Linked DNA regions of Homo sapiens: region 2 is linked to region 1. The links are chromatin loops, found by intact Hi-C in ENCODE. Cell type or tissue: gastrocnemius medialis. All regions are shown on one strand. Links, peaks and the distances in the headings refer to the core of each region. The heading gives the core; the rest is flanking DNA.

Region 1 (2,915 bases), core at 309-2,808:
GATACAAAAGAGCAGTGGAAACATGCAAGGCTTGTCAGGCCTATGCTTGCAGCAGACACACTGGCCCTCTAACCACATACCTGTGCCCACTGCAAATTATACAACCAACCTGCAGCCAAGGGTTAGGGAAGAGCTCTCCTCTGTTGCAGGGCTGAGGGTGCAGGAGGGAAGAGCCAGGCTGATAATCCACCACTTGGGCAGTCTCTGCAGGCATGGGTGCCCCTGGGGGCCAGGTACAGACTGCAGTGGGGCATGAAGGAGCCTGGGACATGTGGCCTGGGAAGCTGGAGGCTAGTGCCTTGGGGCACTAGGACAGGGCCATGGGGAGGCCACAGGTCAGCAAAGGCATGAATGACCTTGGCTTCTTGGGCTGGGGAAACCAGAACCTCCAGGCAGGGTCTGTGTAAGTGCTGGTCCCTGGTTGCCTCAGGACCATGGCTGGCTGTATGGAAGGAGGGGAAGGCCCTGACTTGTCCTGCTCCTGCTCCTGCCCAGTCCAGCTTGCTCCCTCAGTCTTGGACAAAGCCCAGGTATGGCAGGACTCAGAGGTCCATGCGTCCAGAGAGGCATTCTTCTTTGATTTCTTTTGCCAGCATCTGCCTTTCTGAGTATGGCACCAGAGGCTCCCCTCTCCTCTGCATGTGCCAAGTGGAGGTGAGTATGAGGTCTTCCCTCTGGGGCCCTGGAGCCACATATCCAGCATTCTCCAGATCACAGCAGTTTCTCTGCCAGTCCCTTCATTCAGGCCACCAGCACCTGTGCCCTCCTGATGGGTCTCTCTGATTCTACCCTTGCACCTCCTGCCCAAGTGACTTCCTAAAATATAACTCAGAATGTGTCACTTTCTGCTGAGCCCCATCTAGGGCTTCCTATTGCACTGAGGGACCAAAAAAAAAAAAAAATCACACTCCTTAGGATGGTGTCCAAGGCTCTGCACCTTCAGCCCTTGCTCTCCTCCCCAGCGCAGTTTGTGCCGCTGGCGTTTGCATGCCACGCTCCTGCTACCTCACCTTTCTTCAATCCCTCCATGTGCCAAGCCCTTGCCACCCTTTCTCGGGGCCTTCACACCTGACCCCTCTGCCAGGAGGGCTTCTCCTCCCACCTGCTCCGGGTCCCCTTCACCTGCCACTGTCACATCTTGCTTGATGCAGCTGAAATATTACTCCTCTGGAGAAAAGTCCACAGCCCTCCAGCCTTCCATGAACCATGTCTATAACCACATTTCTTTGTGTTTATAATTCCTGAACTTTAAAGCACTCATTCCCTTGTTAATATATGTGTATGTGTGTGTGTGTTGGGGGGGTTTTCTGGTTTGTGCCTTTCTCCTCCTATGAAGGATAGGAGGCATGTGGGTCCTCCTCACCACTGTGCTCTCAGAACCTAGTACAGAGCACATACTAGGTGCTCAGTAAATACTGGATGGAGGAATGAATGACAGAGTGATGCCTTAACATTGTATGGGGTGGAAGCTATGACTTTTGATTCTGTTCACATTTAACTGGGGCAACCCTTGAGGATGATCCTTTGCACTCTCTCTGAAATACTTAATAATCAATCATATGTACCTGGTCAGAAAGAACATAAGAATTCCAAATTACTCCTGTCCACTTGACTTTGTCCAGTAAGGAATTTAAAGGCAAACAGATCCTGAAGTTGCATTAGAACCCACAAAGATGACATAGGGAGTAAGAAAAGTTATTTTAACCTCCGGATGTTCTTCCCCACATGATCTAAGCACCTCTGGTGCCCTCCTGTATGTTCTGTCTTTCCTCACTGTTCTGCTCAGCACTTAGACCCCAGGCACAATGACCCTTGAGCTCCCAAAAAACATGGCTGCCTCCCTGTGATGTCCACAGCCTGCTGTGGAAAAAACTTAGTAGGAACAACTGTGCAAAGCCCATGGAGAGAGCCAGGACCACAAAGCCTTCTCTACAAGAGAATTGGTAAGTCCAGCCTCATGGCTGCTCTGAAGGGCAGCAGTAAGTCCTCTAGATAATCTGACCCTTGCACAGCCCTCAGCCCTGGGTTTTGCTAGTGGTGAGATGTGCGTGGGACAGGCACCCATTGGTGGCGGTTGTCCCAGACAGGCCCTTGGTAAATGATGTTGGGCAGAACTGAGAGTTCCTGCAGCGGTTCCTGAGGAAGAGCACCCAGGGTGCCACCGCTGCTAGGCCCTGGTGATTGATGTCCCCTGGCTGTCATCTCATCAGACCCCTGCCTGCCATGCACCTCTGTTCCTAGTTTGAGAATGTAGGCCAGACAGGCCTGAGGACAGCGTTCAGATGGGCAGAGCTGAGAGGGGCTGCACGGTCAGCCTCTGAACCTCTGTCAGATCAAGACCTGCCTGCACCTGCGGATGGGGAGGGAGGATGCAGAACAACTAGTGCTCAAGGAAAGGCTAAAGGATTTCTTGGTGGGCTTAGTCTCACAGGAAATGATAACCTCTACTGAATGAGTGCTGTTCGAGGTTTACCTTGTGTATGCATGGAGCAGAAGGAGGCAGAGTGACTTTGAGGAGCTCAGGGCCTGAGGTGGGGAGAGAGAGACTTGGGACAGACAGTGAAGTGACCACGAGGAAGGCACTGCCTCTGAGGTTTGAGGAGGTCTGTGCTGAGGGCTGAAGGCTAAGAAATGCGACAGGGGTGTCAGAAAAGGCTTCCTAAAGGAGTTGGACTTTGATCAGGGTTTTGAAGGATGCATAGAAGTTTTCCAGGCAGAAAGATGGGGAGTGCATCTCAGACAGAAGAACAACATGAAGCAAATGAACAAAATTGTGACAAAACATGATCAAGAACAACAGGAGCCAAGAGAGACCCCGTGATTTGAAATGCATGAAGTGTGTGGTTTGGTTACATAGTAGAGATCAGGTCTCTGTCTAGACTGATGATACAAAAAGTGATTATGGAACTTTCACT
Region 2 (2,915 bases), core at 108-2,607, 380 kb after region 1:
TCACCTTGGCAAAATAAACTTTCCAAATTAACCGAGACCTACCTCAAATTTTCGGGGTTCACAGTGTATTAGTCTGTTCTCATGCTGCTAATAAAAGACATATCCGAGACTGGGTAATTTATAAAGGAAAAAGGGGTAATGGACTCAGTTCCACCCAGCTGAGGAGGCCTCACAACCATGGCAGAAAGCAAAGGAGGAGCAGTCACATCTTACATGGCAGCAGGCAAGAGAGAGCTTGTGTAGGGGAACTCCCATTTATAAAACCATCAGATCTCATGAGACTTATTCACTGTCACAAGAATAGCACGGAAAGACCTACCCCCATGATTCAATTACCTCCCACTGGGTCCTTCCCACGACACATGGGAATTATGGGAGCTACAATTTAAGATGAGATTTGCATGGGGACACAGCCAACCCATATCAGATAGGTAAAGATATCTTATAGGCACAGGAGAAAGGTCACAGAAAATAATATAAATTTGAGATGTTTTGACAAAAAGCAGATGTTTAAATCTTTGATGAGCTTGCTAAAACAGAGCATAAAGAAGCTAAAAGGACAATGGGAACAAGGAGTGAGGAAAAAAGAGGAGCTAGCAATCAAAATACAGCAATCGGTTTATTCAGTTGTTCATTGATCCCATTATTAAATGGGCACAGTGGAGTGTCACTCATCTAGTAAATTTTCAGTGTGTGGTGGCCATTATAAATGTGTATTTGTGTGTTTAAATGAGTGGGTGACATTTGTTTTCTCCTGTCCTCTGTTATACGTCTTTGGATAATTCCAAAAGATGACTTGGCTTTATAGTCTTGCAAGAACTAAGATTTTTGGCCTGAAACTTAGTCTTGGCCATCAGTAGTAAATTTAAAACTAACATCCCTCAGGAAGTACTAGAATTAGCTAAACAAGGGAAGGAAAAAATGGATAAAGTCTGTGACTAATAATAGTACAGATAATGCGACAATTCAGTTCATCTCTGGAAACTCCTAGCAAATAGTCATCTCCAAAATACCCTTCATATTTTCATTAACAGGCCTTGGTTAAGTGTCCATCACCTTCAAGATCTCCATAGTCACTTTATTCTCCAGAAAACAACAGAACAACCAGCCAATGGCAGAGGGAAGTCCATGAAACATGGATTATTACATCATCTGGGCTTAGGAAACTTATGGTATTTTTAGGGGATATAATCTAGGAACCTCCAGAAAAAGTGAGGATGTGTTACAAAATCCTGGATTAAGCACCAGGTGCTTAAAATGAAACGCCTTTCCTGTTCCCAAATTTTCTCTCCCTTTTCCTTTCTGACCCTAATGGCTCATTTTTTCACTCTCCTCCCCCAGTGCCCAGGGCTGCATTACCCACTTCCTGGAGCCCAGACCCTCTAACTTTTGGAGGCGTGCCCACACCCTGACATTATATCAGGCATGTTCACATGTACCCACCTCCCACATGAACAGGTAGCTAATAAGAGCTGAGTTCCAGCATGGTTGGTATGTGAGCACACTACTCTTTTAGACTTTTGATTAGATATGTATTAATTTAACATATTTTCTTTTTATATGTTAACAACAATAAAGTATGCTCTTGAAAAAATTGATACATTGGAATTGCTTAGTTTGGACTTCACCCTCTGACCTACCTGTCCTGGCTGACCTCTCACTACAGACAAGGCACATTTGTAGATAAGTGAGTCTCTCTCTCAATATCAAATAATATTTACAGAAGAGGCAGTTATTAATTAATCAAGGGCTTACTATCCAGTTTGAACTGGGGCCAGGTTCTTGATTTTCTCCTTTGATACTTTCTCCCAGCCTTGTGGATGTTGGGGCCACCTCTGCCAGCCAGCAAGGGAAGAAAGTGATTACTTTTTTACATAGCAGTCATAGCAGTTCAAATGCTAATTCTTTTTTTCTTTCTTTCTTTCTTTTTTTTTTTTTTTTTGAGATGGAGTCTCATTCTGTCACCCAGGCTGGAGCGTAGTGGTACGATCTTGACTCACTGCAACCTATGCTTCCTGGGTTCAAGTGAGTCTACTGCCTCAGCCTCCTGACTAGCTGGGATTACAGGCGTGTGCCACGACACCTGGCTAATTTTTTTTTTTTTTTGTATTTTTTGTAGAGATGGGGTTTCACCACGTTGCCCAGGCTGGTCTCGAACTCCTGACCTCAAGTGATCCACGTGCCTTGGCCTCCCAAAGTGCTGGGATTACAGGCATGAGCCACCGCACCCGGCCCCAAACATAAATTCTTTCAAGGTCTTTCAGTAGTCACCATACCTGGATCCTTCCTAATTCCTCTAATTCCACTAATTAAACTGGATTATCTCAAGCTAATCATATACAGGATCTTAATGATTTAAAACAAAACAAAACACTCTCTACCTGGCCATGCCATGTGAAGGACATTTGATCCTCTATCCTAGCGTGTGTGTGTGTGTGTGTGTGTGTGTGTGTGTGTGTCACAGAGAGAGAGAGAGGTGTCATCTAACATACCCTCTACATGTAAATGAACAATCTTTGGAGGTGCACAAATAGGTTAGCCCAGCGACCTGCCTCGCAAGAATGCTTTGAGGAGTTACTAGTTACAGGATATAAGATACTACAGAAACCTAAATTGTTTCTGAAAATGCTAAACAATAAGACATTTCTCAAAAGGGCCTCAGTCCCTTCAGTATTTTACAGGAATTCCAACTCTAGCAGCTTTACACAGGCATTATCACTTAATTACCAATAAAAATCTCACTAGCAACTTCCATAACTTCATTTGCAAATGAATATGCACACCTCCTAAATCATTCCCTCCTTTTCTCTCTCTCTCTCCCCAAGTTATTCCCTGACTGGCTCTGAAAGACTCCACGGCACCTGGGATTTGTAGAGGGCCCCCGTTTCCAGGTGTCCTTCCAGGCCAGCATGCAC

What was found. A loop is a pair of places that touch in the nucleus more often than their neighbours do. Peaks named below come from ENCODE experiments on the same cell type or tissue, not always from the same donor. Only the 100,000 strongest peaks of a DNase experiment are listed, where the experiment ranks them.
Region 2: a loop joins it to region 1, with 13 times the contacts of the local background. A loop is called at or near these places in 10 of 110 quality-filtered maps.

What each region holds. Positions count from the first base shown.
Region 1 is chr1:234,882,318-234,885,232 of GRCh38, reverse strand. No RefSeq gene overlaps it. Among named protein-coding and RNA genes, the nearest start is that of LINC02971, 73 kb to the left of the region's middle. RefSeq lists an enhancer at 2,566-2,635. In gastrocnemius medialis, for the core only: no CTCF peak of the experiment used is centred there; no DNase peak of the experiment used is centred there; H3K27ac peaks cover 792 bases.
Region 2 is chr1:234,501,761-234,504,675 of GRCh38, reverse strand. No RefSeq gene overlaps it. Among named protein-coding and RNA genes, the nearest start is that of TARBP1, 24 kb to the right of the region's middle. In gastrocnemius medialis, for the core only: no CTCF peak of the experiment used is centred there; no DNase peak of the experiment used is centred there; H3K27ac peaks cover 2,500 bases.